Regions from separate parts of the Homo sapiens genome. Here region 1 is linked to region 2. A link is a loop called in an ENCODE intact Hi-C map of the cell type or tissue named here. Cell type or tissue: lower leg skin. All regions are shown on one strand. Links, peaks and the distances in the headings refer to the core of each region. The heading gives the core; the rest is flanking DNA. Region 1 overlaps STK32B (serine/threonine kinase 32B). Region 2 overlaps EVC (EvC ciliary complex subunit 1).

Region 1 (8,326 bases), core at 19-8,018, 350 kb before region 2:
TTTAAAGACTTCCGTCACTCCTTTTGGTGCAAAAATAATGTCTCCCCACATCAGTTTCTCCAAGAGTGCCAGGCTTCCAGACCTTTTTCACAAACCGTGGTAGCAGCGCACACGCACGTTTCTGAACACAGACCCTCCCCAGCCTGCCCAGTGTTCACCACTGAATCCAACCGAAGCCAAGCCTGGCTGATGCTCATCTGTTCCCGTCCTCTCCCTGTGAGCAGCGTTGCATCCCCACCTGCTTAGCCAGTTCACCTGGTCCAGGGCTGGCCCTGCTCTCCCCTGAGCCCACCTTTCTCCCCACTTCCCTCGCAGGCAGGGCTCCAGACAGGCTATGGAATGGCAGGTCGCACAGGGCTTCGTCCTTCATTCTTCCAGGCCTGGCCATGTGCCGTTCCCACTGCCTGGACCTCCTTCTGCCCGCCCAGACCTGCCTAACCTTAGGGAATCTGCCCGGCTGGAAGGCTTCCTTGACCCCAGAGTGGACATGGTGCTGCCTCTGAGTTCAGAAAGCTCCCTGGCTCTTCAGACACCCCTCGGACTGCTGTGGGAACAGGCCATGGGGACAAAGTGTCCAGGGCAGGCTTAGCATAGAGTGGCTGTTCAGGTAGAGCTCTCTGCTGTTCTCCCAATATAATTATTTTAGGGTTTCACTTGGCCAACTGGGAGCTCTGTGTGCCTGTGTGGGTATGTGTGGAAGTGTGTCTGTGTGTATGCCTGTGCATCTGTGTGTGCATGCCAGTGCATTTGTGTGTACCCATGTGTCTGTGTGTCTGTACGTCTGTATGTCTGTGTGCATGCCCGTGGTGTGTGTGCCTATATGTCTATGTGTGCCTGTGTATCTGCGTGTGTGTGCCTCTGTTTTTGTGTCTGTATGTGTGTGTGTGTATGTGTCTGTGTGTGTGTACCTGCTTGTGTGTCTGTGTGTCTGTATGTCTATATGTGTCCGTGTGCCTGTGTGTGTGCCTATATGTCTGTGTGTGCCTGTGCATCTGTGTGTGTGTGTGCATCTGTGTGTGTGTGTGGTGTGCAAGTGTGCCTTGGGGCCGGCAGGGGCAGCTGCGGGGGCAATGGCTCAATGCTGGGGGCAGGCAGTCTGCATCCCATTTCCCACCCTATTCCGCTGGCCAATGAGAAAGTGAAAAGCACAGACCTTACTGTCACCATCTGTGTCCCCCAAACACCTACACCCACCAGCACTGTGCTGCACAGGAGCTGGACCCCTGGGAAGAAAACAGCCCCAGGGCTGCCAGGGAGCTTACAGACAACAGTGCACAGCCCCCACTGCGGGTCGACCTTTGGGGAGGGACCACTCTGGGATGGGGGACTGTCCTTTGCCTTGTACAGTGTTGAGCAGCACCCCGGGACTGTACTCATGAGATGCCAGTAGCATCCCCTCTGTTGTGCAAACAAAAATGTCTCCAGACATTGCCAAGCATCCCCTGAGGATAAAGTTGTTCCCAGTTGACAACCACAAGGGTAGGGTTTTGTGGAGCCATAAGCCAATAAACCTACAAAGACAGAAAATAAACCACAGGGCAGGGCCCTCGGAAGGAGACCCGCAGGCTCTGCTGAGCCGGGAGTAAAGGTTTGGGTCTCTTCTGCCGTCTCTGTGACCTCAGGCGGCTGCACCCTAGTTCTTCACAGATCCGATGAGAAACCAGGACCCTCACAGAGCCTGGGGAGTAGAGCCCGGAGGCTTCCAAAGCCTCTGCTCTGCGCGCATTCCCGTGGCTGACTTCCTTCCTAATGCACATTTTGGACAGTCCAGAGAAATATGCCCGCCTTCTTCACAGGCTCTGATCTGCCAAACTCAGGGTGAGACTGGCGAAGGCTAAGAATCTCGATGCAGTCCTGCACATCAGGCACAAATTGCCTAATTAGCACTTCCTCGAGTGCTGTCTGAGCCTTCCCTGAGGCTGTGTGCTGGGATGCCCTGGGGGGCATCTGGGGTCAGCCTGTGGCTTTGCCATATTGTGTGCCTGAGCCTGTTGGCAGGTGCCTGCCTTTGCAGCACCCTGGCCTGCTGCTCCTCCTCAGCCCCTCTCCTGCACACACCCACACACTGATGCACACTCACACACTCAGTCACACTCACACATAGACACACATGCACACTCATTCCCCCACACACATATGCACACGTGCCCCCACACACAGTCTCACACACATACCTACTCATCCTACACAAGCACATGCATTCACATATATACTCACCCACACACACCTTCACACACATGCACACTCCCATACAAACACACACACACACAAGCAAGCCCCCTACCACATGCCCACCTACAGGGCAGTGAGCCTCAGCCCCACCCACAGGTCTGTAGCCTCCCCTCTGGCTGTGCTGTCTCCTAGCTGGAACCTTGCACAGGCCGCTTTCTCTTCCGGGGATCCCTTCCTCTCCTTGTCCACAAGGCAGTCTCCTACCCCTCCTTCAAGACAGCATAAAGCAAGGACTGGCCCAGTTGCCAGTCTCAGCAGAAGCCTTCTGTATTAGGCCATTCTTGCATTGCTATAAAGGAATAACTGAGGTTGGGTAATTTATAAAGAAGAGAGGCTTAACTGGCTTACAGTCCTGCGGGCTGTACAGGAAGCATGGCACCTGCATCAGCTTTGCTTCTGGGGAGGCATCAGGGAGCTTCCAGTCAGGGCGGAAGGTGAAGCAAGAGCAGGTGTGTCACGTGGCAGGAGCAGGAACAGCAGTGGGGGTGGGGGGTGCCACACGCTCTTAAACTACCAGATGTCTCACCAGAGCTCACTCACTATTGTGAGGACAGCACCTAGCCATGAGGGATCCGTCCCCATGAACCAAACACCTCCCACCAGGCCCCACCTCCCAAACTGGGAATTACATCTCAACATGAGATTTGCAGGGGACAGGCAAGTTATGTCACCTTCTGAAGGAAAGACAAGCCCAAGCTTGGCCTCCTCTGGGACATTCCCAGCCAGCGCCACCACCTCCCTGCACAGAGCAGGCCTCAGCCTCTCCTGCAACCCTCTGCACGAGTGCCTAGGGATACATCAGTGGTGAGAACACTCTGTCGCAGTGCGCCTGCCATCCTGCTGGGAGCTTCGGAGGGTGAGGGCCGCGAAGTGTTGGCTGACCTCTCTCTGCCTGAGCCAGACCCCAGAACAATGGGTGACAATAGAAGGCACTAGAAGGCCTAAGTGTGTGCTTGTCACGTGAATGAACGAATGATGATGGCCAACAGGTCTGAGCGTGTTCTGTGTACCTGCCATTGTTCTGATAACTTTGTGTGACTTATCTTGTGTCAGCTTCACACCAGTCCTGGGCAGTGGATCCTGTTAATGGCATTCTCAGCAAGGTTAGGCAACTTGCCCAAGATTTCTCAGTGAGAAATTGAGAGTTTGAATTCAGATGGTCTAGATCCAGAACCTGCATTTTTATGAATGAATGAATGAGTGGCAGGCAAAACAAGGCAGAGCCTGCATATTTATGAACGAATGAATGAATGAATGAGTGGCAGGTAAAACAGGTCTGGAGAGACCTGGGCCTGAGATTCAACTTGCTCCTTAGGGGAGGGCAACTTCTGGAGGACAGATGTGTGAAATCAGGGAAGGTGATCATAGTTGAGTTCCAGGAGTTGGTGATGATGGACAAAGCCCAGTGCCAGGCAGGGGAAGGGAGAGGCCATTGGTACCGCGAACCCAAGGAGGGTCCACAGCAGGTCACAACAGAAAGGATGAGGCCCAGCCTCTAGGACTGAGAAAGCAAGGGGCAAAGGACATAGGACTCCACTCCATTAGCCCACGAATGACACAGTGACAACAACTCGGTAACATTTATTGGGCAACTCCTGTGTGGCAGGGGCTGGGCTAGGAGCTTTTCTTGCATTTTCTCATGTCAGCCTCACAGACTTGCACTAGTGCCCTCATCTTACAATATGGAAACTGAGGCCCATAGAGGTTTAGGGAGTTCCTGGGAGTTAGGGAAGCCAGGACTTTCCCCAGTTCTGTCTGCAAAGTCCCTGTCTTCCTCCTGCCCCCAGGTCATGGCAAAGGCACTGGCTGGCATCAAGCAGATTAGGGAGCATGGCCAAGACAAGTTCAGCTTTAGGTAGCAAGACCCTTTCTTGTAAATTGGGTTCAAGGCCAGGAATCCTAGGGAGGTGAGGGGACAGCAGAGAAGCAGAGGGAATGGCCAGTTGTGGAACGGCCACCATGGTCAGGCATCCACCGTTCTGGAAGCTTGGCAAACTCTTATCATCTGATCCCTCAACAAACTCTGAGCCTGCCATATTTCACAATGATGAGGAAACTGAGGCAGAGAGAGGTTATGAATCTCCCTCAGCATCACGCAGGTAAAAGGAGAGGACACAGGGCCCAGTGGCAAGGCTGGCTGACCTCAAGGCTGTGCCTCGCCTCTCTCCTTCTTGGCCAGGTCACAGCAGGCCCAGGTCCTAACAGGCCCAGGGACCACCACTGTAGGGAGGACTTGCTTCATGCCTGGCCCTACTTGGAGTACTTTATAGATATTATATTATTAATTCCCTATATGGGAATTATTGTTACCCAAACTTTACAGCTAATGAACTGAGTCCCAAGGAAGTCATGAAACTTACAAGATCAGGAAGTAGCAGAACTGGGATTTTTCCCCTGTGCGCGCCAAAGCTGCTGTTATAGCCACCGGGCTGCATTGCCTTTGGGGACCGGCACCTGGGGCCATCATCTGGGCTACAGCTGAGGAATGAAAGTGGCTACCAGGAATCTGGGTCCAAGGCCCAGAAGTCAGGGAGACCTAAATTCCTCCTGACCACAGCGGGAGGAGCCCCTGGCCAGGAGCAGGGCCAGGCCGGAGGGTCAGCTGACTCTAGCTGCCAGGGGGCGGGAGGCGGGGGTACGGAGCAGGGAACCAGGGCAGGAAGTTGGGCAGATTTTGAGCTGAAATTGTATTCTTAAGTTATTTAGAATGATTTTTATAAAAAAGATAGTAATGACAGGACAATGTGCATAGGATAAAATAATAAGTGAAAAAATCAGATTCGAAAACTGAACTCAGCCTAGTATGAAAAACAGGCATAGAAAGGGGCCTAAGGAAATACCTGGATGTTAACAGGAGTGCGGTTGCCCCAGGGGGACTATGTGTAAATATATGATGTGTACAGTGAGAACGTGTTGCTTTTTATCATCAGAAAACAGAAACAAAGGTAACCCGTGTATCCAACAAGAGTAAGTTCATCATTACTTGTTGAATGAATGAATGGTTGAATTAATGAAAAGAAAATTCAGTGATGGGTGGAACGCAGACAGACCATGTTTTCTTTTCTACTCCCCTTTAGAAAGGGAGGTTGAACTGCGATCCCACATTTGAGCTTGAAGAGATGATTCTAGAATCCAAGCCACTTCACAAAAAGAAGAAGCGATTGGCAAAGAACAGATCCAGGGATGGCACAAAGGACAGCTGCCCGCTGGTGAGTGCTTCGTGGGAGCCGTTCCGGGAGAGAAATCCTGTGCTCATAGGGAAATGACTGAGCCAGGCCACTGTTTAGCAAAAAGGGGACATTTCAATCCTCCCTTCCAATTTCCTTATTTTGCAGTAAATAAAATGCTACTATCAAACAAGTAGGGGGAAAGAGTGAAGTAAGGCATTCACACTCCTGGCATTCCTTGAGCGCTATTCCTACAGCAGGAAGCTTGTGTAGCTCTAAGGCAGGGGGAGGGACCCAGCGGTCCCACTGCGCCCTTGAGAAAGATTTTGTACCGCAGAGGCCCCCAGGGCTGCACGATGACTTTTGTGGGTCCTGGGCACTTTGCCTCTGTGGGCCTCTGTATTCGTTTCCTGGGGCTGCCACAAGCTAGGTGGCTTAAAACAACCCACATTGATTCTCTCACGGTTCTGGAGGCCAGAAATCCAAACTCAAGGTCTCCGCAGAGCCCAGCTCTCTCCAAAGGCTATAGGGGAGGGGCCGTCCTTGGCTCCCCAGGCTTCGAGTGGCGGCCGGCCCCCTTGTCCTTCGCTGGCTCGCAGCTGCATGGTTCCAGTCTCTCCCTCCGTCACTGCATGGCCTTATTCTCTGTGTCTTCGCATGTCTTCATATGGCCTTCATATAAGGACCCCAGTCATTGGTCTTAGGGCCTACCTAATTCACTGTGACTTCATCTTAACTGGATTACATCTGTAAAGGTTCTATTTCCAAATAACGTCATGTTTATAAGTACTGGGGGGCTGGGACTCAAGATACCTTTCAGAGGACACAATTCAACACACAACACCCCCCTCCCCTATGCAAGTGGAGCCCCTGGCATCATGGTTGTGAATTTCTGGTTTTCCATGCCCCTCACGTGGGCCTTAAGTGGTCAGGAAAATAAGCTCATGAATTTCAGCCCATATTCCATTCTAACATGGCTTTTAAGTTGGATTTCATGGCTTAACGTGGAGAAAAGCATCTTTGTCCACCAGGCTACCTTTGGACACAGCCACCCATGCAGTCAGGGTCAGCCCCAGACACTTAGCTTGGCTTGTCCCGGTCCCAAGCATCTGAGGTTTCCATCTAGGTCAGTCTGCCGTCCTGTGATGCTCCATTACCGCGCGTCCCCGGACCGTGCTTTGTCATTTAGTCACCCCTCTGTGCTCTTTGACAGAATGGACACCTGCAGCACTGTTTGGAGACTGTCCGGGAGGAATTCATCATATTCAACAGAGAGAAGTAAGTCCTTCATACTGTCCCCCTTGGGCAAAGCCTGTCCTAAGTGACCCAAGGTCCTCCTGGCAGAATCACAGTCCCTGCCCCCCAAACCGGCCTTGACGACAAAAGGGAAGGTATCGCTGAGGTGAGACACAGGGCTCTGGTGGGGGGTGAAACTCCTGGATTTTGAATTAGACAGGGCTCCGATCCTGCCTCTGCTGTGTGGCCTGAGCCAGTCTCTGGGAGCTCCCATGAGAATGGGGAGGCTGCAGCAGCCCTGAGCGGGCACACAGGAACACAGGCGGAGAGGCAGGCTCACTGTGATGAAAAGTAAGAGCGCTGGGGTCAAGTTGCCTGGGGCCAAGTCCTGGCTCTGCCACTGCAGAGTGACCTTGCCCTGCCTGAGCCTCCTGGTCAGCATCAGCCCAGTGGAGAGGCCTCCTTAAGACGCGGGGCTGTGAGAATTAAATGAGGCTGTGGTCCCGCAGCACCTGGTATGGAAGGGGTTCTCAACACGGCAAGGTAATGACGATTGTTACTAATATTTACTTGGGTAAGGTCGGTGGGGGATGCTGGAACCTCAGCAGCCTGGGATGGGAAAAGAGACACAGGGAATCTGGGAGGGGCTAGGTGGGGTGTGCCCTGGCCATGGGACTGCCCTCTAAGGGGCTGGTCAACAAAGCAGGCAGACACCTCAGGCTCGGTTCCAGCCAATGATAATATCTAGAGGAGGCCGGGCGCGGTGGCTCACACCTGTAATTCTAGCATTTTGGGAGGCTGAGGCGGGCAGATCACGAGGTCAGGATATCGAGACCACGGTGAAACCCCGTCTCTTCTAAAAATACAAAAAGTTAGCTGTGCGCAGTGGCGGGCACCTGTAGTCCCAGCTACTCGGGAGGCTGAGGCAGGAGAATGGTGTGAACCCGGGAGGCAGAGCTTGCAGTGAGCCGAGATCGCGCACACTGCACTCCAGCCTGGGCGACAGAGCAAGACTCCGTCTCAAAAAAAAAAAAAAAAATTATCTAGGGGATTTGTGGCTGTGGCTGACTTGTCAGAGCTGGGGCTCCAGCAGGGGCAGCCGATGAGCCCCATTGGACCCACACTAAGCCAAGCTTTGGGTTGGTGGAGGCAAATCAGAGATGCTTCCTGCCCTCCAGGAGATTCAAATATTGATTGACTCAAAAAATCATTGATTACAGGCCCTTATGCAATCCCCAGTATTCAACCGTTTTGGCTTTCAGCAGATGCTAACAGCGCAGGAAACACGTGCTAAGGCCAAGGGCCACCCAGGGCAGTGCATGTCACAGCAGACACCTGGCTCAGCCTGGGTGGTTGGGGAAGTTCTCTAGGTGGCGTGCTGGGCCAAGTCCTAAGGGACATGTAGGGGAAAACGCGGCATTCCAGGAGTAGGAAAAGTGCACAGAGAAGGAAGACAGCATGGCTGCCGCAGGGCCTAGAGAGTGAGGAGAGGTGAGGGATGGGGCAGGGATGGGTGTTTGGGTTCCAGCCATGGGCCAGTGGGCAGGACAGGGCCCCAGTCCCAGTCGATGCTGGGGAGGCAAAGGAGGCAGCAGCCTTTCACTGACCCTGAGTGGCTATAGCTCTGAGGGCCAATGGGTGCCCAGATCAGCACAGACACACACACCAGGCTTGGGCAGCAAGCCTCACCT
Region 2 (8,264 bases), core at 1-8,000:
ATAGCATAAGATACCAAGCATACACTTGGCCCACACAACATGCTCAAAAATGTCAGGCTGGGTTGGTGTGAGGCTGCAAGAAGTTGTCACTTGTCTAAAGTCACAGAGCCATGCCTGGGTTCATCTGTCCTCTACAGAGAAGCCCCTAAGGACTAAAAGGAAGAAGCCCCTGCCCCAGGAAAGAGGGGACCTGGGGGTGCCCAACAATGAGGACCTTGCCTCCGGGGACCAGACCTCAGGCTCACTCAGGTATGACTGGGCCCCGGACCTGTTGCCTGTGGCTGGGTTTGGTAAATGCACTCAGCTGCTGTGTGCCAAAAGTCAGGGCAGGAAAATCATCAGTCCCCTCAGAGGCATTAAATGTGAAGGTTCAAGAAATGACAGATATGAACGTAATTTGTGGGCAGTAAGCCATGATGATACCAGGGGTGCCACATGGCTGTTACCCTTCCTGTTTGTGTCTCATTTGGCCAGATGAGCCTTGACCTACCTCCACACCCCATTGGCATCCAGCCTGAAGTGTTGGGCAGTCCCTTCTTTGACCAGGGATGGCTGTGGTCATGGCACTTGGATGACCTCCTACCCAAGGAGGGAAACGGGTTTTATTGGTTTCTTAACAACCCATGTCAAAGTAAAAATTGTTTTGATCACCTTTGGCTGCATTTTCATTTAATCCGATTGGGTAAGTTATGGCATCATGATGGGCATGGAGTCAGCGTTCTAACTGGCTGCCTTTCTTCTCTGTTTTAAGCAGCAAAAGGCTGAGTCAGCAAGAAAGTGAAGCTGGGGACAGTGGGAACTCAAAGAAGATGCTAAAGAGAAGAAGCAACTTGTAGTTTAAGACCAGTCGGTGGGACAAGACCTGAAGCCCTGGGTCTGGGTGTGAATTCCACCTTCCCTCCTGCAGTGCTGAGAGGCAGCGAGGACGGAGAGGACAGCGGCATCTCTAGGCTCTTCTGAGAGGGACAGAGAAAGAATAGAAATGTGCCCTAAAAGCATAAATGAGTATCACCTGAGAAAATTAGGCATTCCCGTCTTGGAAACACGTCTCTGTGAGTTTGCATTTCATTTGGCTTGGAGCCCTGGCTCGATGCCTCATGGATCTTTCTCCCCAAGGAGGGACGTCTTGAGGGGTCCGAGCCTCAGGCCAAGGACCCCTGATGCAGACTCTGGAATCCCTGGCCCAAAGGCCTGTCTGGGCCCATCTGGGGCTGAGGACACACAGATACATAATGACACCTGCAGAAATGTATTCTCTGAGGACACTTAGAATATGAGGAAGAGGGTGTGGCCCAACCCTCACTTCACCTGGGGAGGGGCTTCTTCCGGACAGTAGACACCCTGCCCGTGCAGAGAGATGTCATGGGGGCACCTGCTCTCCCTGATAGATGCTGAGAGCATCCAGAAACTTCCAGACCAGCCCTCTCACCACACCCAGAAGAGGCCTTTCCCATCTGGAGAGAAGCTTCCAGACCAGCCCTTCACACACCACAGCCAGGAGGGGCCTTTCCCACCTGGAGAGAAACTTCCAGACCAGCCCCTCATACCACAGCCAAGAGGGGCCTTTCTCACCTGGAGAGAAATTTCCAGACCATCCCCTCTCACCACAGCCAGGAGAGGCCTTTCCCACCGGTAGAGAAACTTCCAGACCAGCCCCTCACACCACAGCCAAGAGAAGCCTTTCCAGCCTGGAGAGAAACTTCCAGACCAGCCCTCTCACTACAGCCAGGAGAGGCCTTTCCCGCCTGGAAACTTCCGGACAAGCCTCTCACACACCACAGCCAGGAGAGGCCTTTCCCACCTGGACAGAAACTTCCAGACCAGCCCCTCTCACCACAGCCAGGAGAGGCCTTTACCACCTGGAGAGAAGCTTCCAGACCAGCCCCTCACACCACAGCCAGGAGAGGCCTTTCCCACCTGGAGAGAAACTTCCAGACCAGCCCCTCATACCACAGCCAAGAGGGGCCTTTCTCACCTGGAGAGAAACTTCCAGACCAGCCCCTCACACCACCGCCAGGAGAGGCCTTTCCCACCGGGAGAGAAACTTCCAGACCAGCCCCTCACACCACAGCCAGGAGAGGCCTTTCCCACCGGGAGAGAAACTTCCAGACCAGCCCTCTCACTACAGCCAGAAGAGGCCTTTCCCACCGGGAGAGGAACTTCCAGACCAGCCCCTCACACCACAGCCAGGAGAGGCCTTTCCCGCCTGGAGAGAAGCTTCAGGCCAGCTCCTCACACCACAGCCAGGAGAGACCTTTTCTGCCTGGAGAGAAACTTTCAGACCAGCCCCACACACCACAGCCAGGAGAGGCCGTTCCTGCCTGGAGAGAAGCTTCCAGACCAGCCCTTCACACCACAGCCAGGAGAGGCCTTTCCCACCTGGAGAGAAACTTCCAGACCAGCCCCTCTCACCACAGCCAGGAGAGGCCGTTCCCACCTGGAGGGAAAATTGCTCCTTTGATGGAGGTTAGGGACTGTCACCCTCAGCACTGTGAACATACCGGGCGAGATCATTCTTCAGGGGAAGGAGCTGCCCAGAGCATCACAGGATGTTCCAGTGTCCCTGGTCTCTGCCCACCAGATGCCAGCACTCCCACCATTCGTGGCAACCAAGGATGTCTCCAGACACTGCCCCGTGTCCATGGGGTTATCACCCACTGTGCTGAGTCAAAGGGTGCCTTGCCCTGGTCTAATCCAGGACATAGCCGTGGATACGTCCAAAAATCCCCAGAACCTAGTGAGCCCTCTGGCTCTGGGAGCCCCTATCTCAGGAATTTTCAGGGTCATTTGTGACTTTTCATTTCTTAAAACCTGAAATAGACTCTCTTAGAAACAAGTGACTCCTTCCCAGTGGCCAAAACTTAATCATCAGAGCGCTTCCTTCAGTTCCTCACCCATCAGCCAGTGGGCTCTCCAAAGTTAACCAACAGCTCCCTCTTGTGGTTCACTAAAAAACTTGGTTATTCCATGGAGTTGTGCAAAGCTATGGCTTCCTTGGTGCAATATTCTTAAAACCTGCTTTGCATAGAAATCACTTTTGCCCAGGCTGGAGTGCAGTGGCGTGATCTCGGCTCATGGCAATCTCCATCTCCCGGGTTCAAGCGATTTTCCTGCCTCAGCCTCCCCAGTAGCTGGGACTACAGACGTGTGCCACCACGCCTGGCTAAATCTTTTTTGTATTTTATTTTAGTAGAGACGGGGTTTCACCATACTGGCCAGGCTGCTCTCGAACTCCTGACCTCATCGTCCACCTGCCTCGGCCTCCCCAAAGTGCTGAGATTAGGCGTTAGCCACCGCGCCCGGCCAGAAATCACTTTTATATTGTCACATGGGCCCTCTGCACAGAGTCCGATGGCTCCTCCCGGGGAAGCCTGATTTTGTGACGTGTGTATAGTAAATGCAGGCCCTCTGGCAGCACCATAATTGGTCGGTTACCCTGAGCCCAGAGCTCTGAAAGCATCTGTGGAATGATCACGGGACCCTTCTCCTCTGAGAAGGCTCCCGGCTGCCTCCCCGCCACCGAGCTTGTAGCCTGAATGCCTGGCTGTCGCATGGAGCATTTTGCTTCTGGGGTGTCTTCCTTAGCCAAAGGGAACGTGTCATTTGCTCGACCCTGGCCCACCCTTGCCGCCCAGCTGTTGTGCTGGGCACAGTCTGGGGCACAGGCCTCCATGATGAAGACGCGTGGGCTGTCGGTGCTTTCATCCGTCACAAACTGGCACCTGTACCTGCCAGCAGGAGCATGATGGGGACTTCCATGCTGGAATTGCTCCCTGATTAAAATGAGATATGGCTATTTGGAAGACACTGCATTTTAGCCAGTGTACCTGGGCACAGACTCGGGGCTGCCCTGAAGCTGATGAAGGCTTGAAGGACGGAAGGGCTGAGCCACATGAAGGCAGCACTCAGGGCCAGGGGAGAGAGAAGAGGATCAGCAGTGCAGCCCCAGGATGCCTCGCAGGTACCCTGCCTCCATTTTGGTTACCATCCCCACTTATTATGGGCTGTGGGCTGTTATGGTGATGGATGGATGTGGATTTGGAAGGGGACCATGAGAGATGATGTATTATGATGAACTCATGATTTAATTCTTTGGTGAAAATAGCACCCTCTGACCTGTACTTGAGACCGCAGGATGAAGCCAGCACGGTTTTTTGTACTCCCCCAGGGTGAGTGCACTCTCCCAGGACCCTCCTGGCCAACCAGGGGTCACGTTCTGCACCACATTCCTTCTGAGGCCCTGGCCAGGGCGGTGCTGATCTTGCTGTTGCCACAGAAGCCTCTCCTGCCCCTGCCATCCGCCCATCACATGTTCTCCAACGCAAATCTGCCTGGCCTTATGGGCGGCGTTCCCTGGCTCTTAGGAGAAAAAGCCAGATCTTTACCATGGACCATGAGGCTCAGAGAGGTCTAGGCTGAGCCCACCCCTGCGGCCTAGCAGATGCCCTTCCCCTTCACTCTGCACCTGGTCCCTGTCTTCTCTCATGGCCTCACATGGGCCACACCCCTGCCCCCCACTGGGCCTTTGCTCATGATGTGCATTCTTTCTGGAAGACCCCTGCCCCCCTCCCCAGCCCTCTGCCCAGTGGCTCCTAGCCACTCCTCACATGGAGTCAGGACTCACATCTCCAGAGATCCCCCTCTGCCCCCAACCCTGAACAACATCAGGGCCCCCCTTAGATTCTAGGTCCTGTGTTCTTTGCTGCTGGGACTGGGGTGAGGTCGGTGGGGGAGCATATAAATAACCTTCCTTTATTTCTTGTCCAAGTTCATCACTATACACAGAGGTGTACAGTGAGACCCACATAAACAATCCCACTAAACCCAACTCAACTGGCCCTTACCCAGATCCTCCAAATGTCCCAGGCCTCCCTAGTGTCACCTGATATGCAGTGGCATCAGCAGGAAAGGGAACAGTGGTCTTAAGGATTGCAGCTAAAAGATCTGACTGTGGCATTGTAAACTGTAAGGAATGTGTCAGTGAACCCGTGGCTAAGCCCACTCCCGGGTCTCGGTGGGGTCTGTGCACAGGTGGCAGAAGTGTGAGCTCCATGAGCTTTACAGTGAATCAGCTGTGGGGCACAGAGGGCAAGCTTTTCCTCCACCCTACGAAGGCTCCTTGAGAAACAATTGACCAAAGGCAGACCAATAGGAAAAAGAAAAGCATTCCAACGTAACGTGCATGGCATGGGGAATTGCAGGAGAGTGATGACCCCACAAACCAGTGAGGTCCAGGTGCTTCCACACCCTCATAGGGAGACGGGAAATGGGGGAAATGTGGCCGTTTAGAGGGTAAAGCGTGATTTATAGGGGGAACGAATCGATCCAGAGGCAGGCACTGTCTTGGGAGTGATCCTTCCCAGACTGGCCAATCAGGTATTTCTCCTCCTCCCCAGAGAAGAATAAAAGAGAGAGGGAGAGGGGCCAGGGAAGTCCCTTGTGCTGTCCCCCAGAGAGTGGAAGCCCCTCCCTCTATGGAAACCAGAGGAGTGGGAGATGGGATTATTCTCCCCTAAATGTTTCCTCTATAGCCCTTAACAGAGTGTGCAGTTCGGTGCTTTGAGTAATCATTTGATTCGCACCTGACGTCCCCCCTGGAATGTACACCATTGACCGGCCACATGCCACCTGGCATATAACAGGCATTCATGGTCACCTGGTGGAAGGAAGGGAGGGAGGCCTGGGAATATTCCTTTCCTCCTGTGGCAACTGGTTTGGAAGGAAGGGAGGGAGGAACGCTGAGTATATACTTTCCTCCTGTGGTGTATGGATTGGAAAGGAAGGAGGGAGGGAGGGAGGCCAGGAATACTATTTTCCCCCCATGGCTTATAGATTTGGCTGTGTGTCAGCATTACCCAGGGGCTCATTAAAAACAACATTCTTAGCCCCATCCCAGAGATTCTGAGTCAGCAGATTGGACAGGAGGCCTGGGGATCTGTTTTTTCCCCACTGGGCTCCCGCTGATGGACTTGGTCCACTTCCTGATGCACCTCCTGCCCACCGACATAGCCTGCAGTCCAGCCGCTGGACTTAGTCTGAGGTGAGCTCTTCATCCGCCTTGTTCTGGCTGTGGTGGCCATGAACATGTACCTCTTGGGTCCCCAACGGCAAGGAGCAAAAACGACCAACATCCTTGGGATTTCCTGCCGTGCTCAGAAATCCTTCCCTGCGTGAGCATGGAGGCCACACTTCCTGCAGGGTGCTCCCAGTGCCTGCAAGAGGCAGGGATGTGGAGGCCTCCTTAGCCCACATGACAGGGCTCCTCCAGAGGACAGCCTGGGCCCCAGGACTTCTTGCTCTACCTGCTGAGATGTAGAACTGTGCAGCACCAGAGTCTTGCCTCCCTCCCTCCTTTCTACCCTCTCTTCACTCCCTTCCTCCCCTCCCTCCCTTCTTTCCTTACCCCCTCTGTCCTTCTTTTCTCCCTCCCTCCTTCCCCTCTCTCCCTTCCCTCCCTCCTTCCCCTCTCTCCCTTCCCTCCCTCCCTTCCCTTCTCCCCTCTCTCCCCTCCCTCTCTCCCTCCATCATGGGGCTGTCAGCTGCATCGCAAATCTGTGGGCTCTGCCTCCTCTGGCTCTCTCCTCATTTTGCCTCACAGATATGTCCCCCAGTACACATCTTGCCCACATCTAATCCTGGCTCAGTGTCTGCGTCTCAGAGGACGTGGACCAAGGCACTTGCCGTCTCAGGCTTAGTTGACCCTTCAACCTCCTGAGAACTCTGGGCCCAGGCAACCCTAGAGAACTGACTCCTGTCCATGTTCTCCTTTCTCTGGAAACCACTTAGCTGCCTCCGTCATGCTCTGGGCAAAGGCAGGGCAGGTTGGGAGAAGGAATCAGTGAGGCTGAGGCCCCAGCCTAAAGGTCACAGGGCCGCCTGGCCCAGGAGAAATCCCCTGCACCAGGCATTTGCCCACATGGCTACAAGTGAACGTTGGGATACGGAGTGTTCTTTTTTGCTATGAAACTGGAGTCATGGAGGTCCTGGTCGACATTCTTCCTTCCAAATACAGTGGCCTGGATGGGGGAGGGCAGTGGCTATAGAGGCTTCCTGCACCGTGTCGGGGCTCTTGTCCATTGCAAGCTGGGACCCCAAGCTACCCACGTGGTGTTTGGCTCCCGTCTGATAGGGAAAGACTTTGAAGTCCACATCCAGGCATAATGGATAGCCAGGCTGCCTAAGTGGTTTGATAGATCTCCCAGAAAATTCCCAGATGGACTCTGGACGCACAGCCATGCCACAGCTTTCCTCCTCTTGGGAACAGACTACCAGTGAGAGGCTTTACTCTGAAGCCAGGTGCACCAGGGCCCCTGTGTCTTTTCCTCTAAAATCTCTGCAGGTCTGCACTAAGAGAAAAATAGAAAGTTCAACTTGCTAAGAGCCCCTTTTGCTTAGGAAACTTCTTTTCATGGTTTTTCACTTCATAAATGGACTTGATTGGAATGAACCTTTAGGCAAATGACACTGTCAATGGGCATCACGGCCACACTCTGCCTTGGAAAGAGTAACACAGAGGAGGGTTACGCACTTACGTCAGAAGAGTAGCTCTGTTGAGTCTATAGAGATTTGGCCCCAGGATAAGGGTAGCACCTTCTCTTGTCCACTGTCTATGATCAAGGTGGCCAGACCAACCCTGGGGGCTAGAACATGGTAGACCCTACTGGTGACATCTGAAAATGGTTTGGCTTTACGTAGATGAAGGAAAAGTATGTGCAAAGACCTTGCCCATTCTGTCTCACTTTTTAAGAGTCAATATGCAATCTGGAGGCAAAGATAGACAAACCAACTGATGTGGTTTGGCTGTGTCCCCACCCAAATCTCATCTTGAATTGTAGCTCCCATAATTCCGTGATGTGGGAGGGACCTGGTGGGAGATAATTGAATCATGGGGGCAGTTTCCCCCCATACTGTTCTTGTGGTAGTGAATAAGTCTCAAGAGGTCTGATGGTTTAGAAGGGGAAACCATTTTCACTTGGTTCTCATTCTCTCTCTTGCCTGCCATCATGAAGACGTGCCTTCTGCCATGATTGTGAAGTTCTAGCCACGTGGAACTGTGAGTCCATTAAACCTCTTTTTCTTTATAAATTACCCAGTCTTGGGTATGTCTTTATCAGCAGAGTGAGAACAGACTAATACACCAACAAATGCAGAGGGGCCAGAACCACCCCTTCCTGGGACATCAGAGCCAACAGTTAAGTGGTCTGGATTCCAAACTCATTTACTTAATGTCGATAGGTTGAAATTGGCCATGGCAAGAGACTTAT

The links. A loop is a pair of places that touch in the nucleus more often than their neighbours do. Peaks named below come from ENCODE experiments on the same cell type or tissue, not always from the same donor. Only the 100,000 strongest peaks of a DNase experiment are listed, where the experiment ranks them.
Region 1: it touches region 2 in a loop (2.9-fold over the local background); 1 of 110 quality-filtered maps calls a loop at or near these places.

Annotation. Positions count from the first base shown.
Region 1 is chr4:5,461,394-5,469,719 of GRCh38, forward strand. STK32B (serine/threonine kinase 32B) reads left to right here. Exons shown (of 12, transcript NM_018401.3): 10 at 5,310-5,441; 11 at 6,613-6,677. Among named protein-coding and RNA genes, the nearest start is that of LINC01587, 59 kb to the right of the region's middle. In lower leg skin, for the core only: no CTCF peak of the experiment used is centred there; DNase peaks (open chromatin) are centred at 2,978 and 4,828.
Region 2 is chr4:5,810,202-5,818,465 of GRCh38, forward strand. EVC (EvC ciliary complex subunit 1) reads left to right here. Exons shown (of 21, transcript NM_153717.3): 20 at 138-249; 21 at 752-4,104. The coding sequence ends at 836. Among named protein-coding and RNA genes, the nearest start is that of CRMP1, 79 kb to the right of the region's middle. RefSeq lists an enhancer at 2,781-2,830. In lower leg skin, for the core only: no CTCF peak of the experiment used is centred there; no DNase peak of the experiment used is centred there.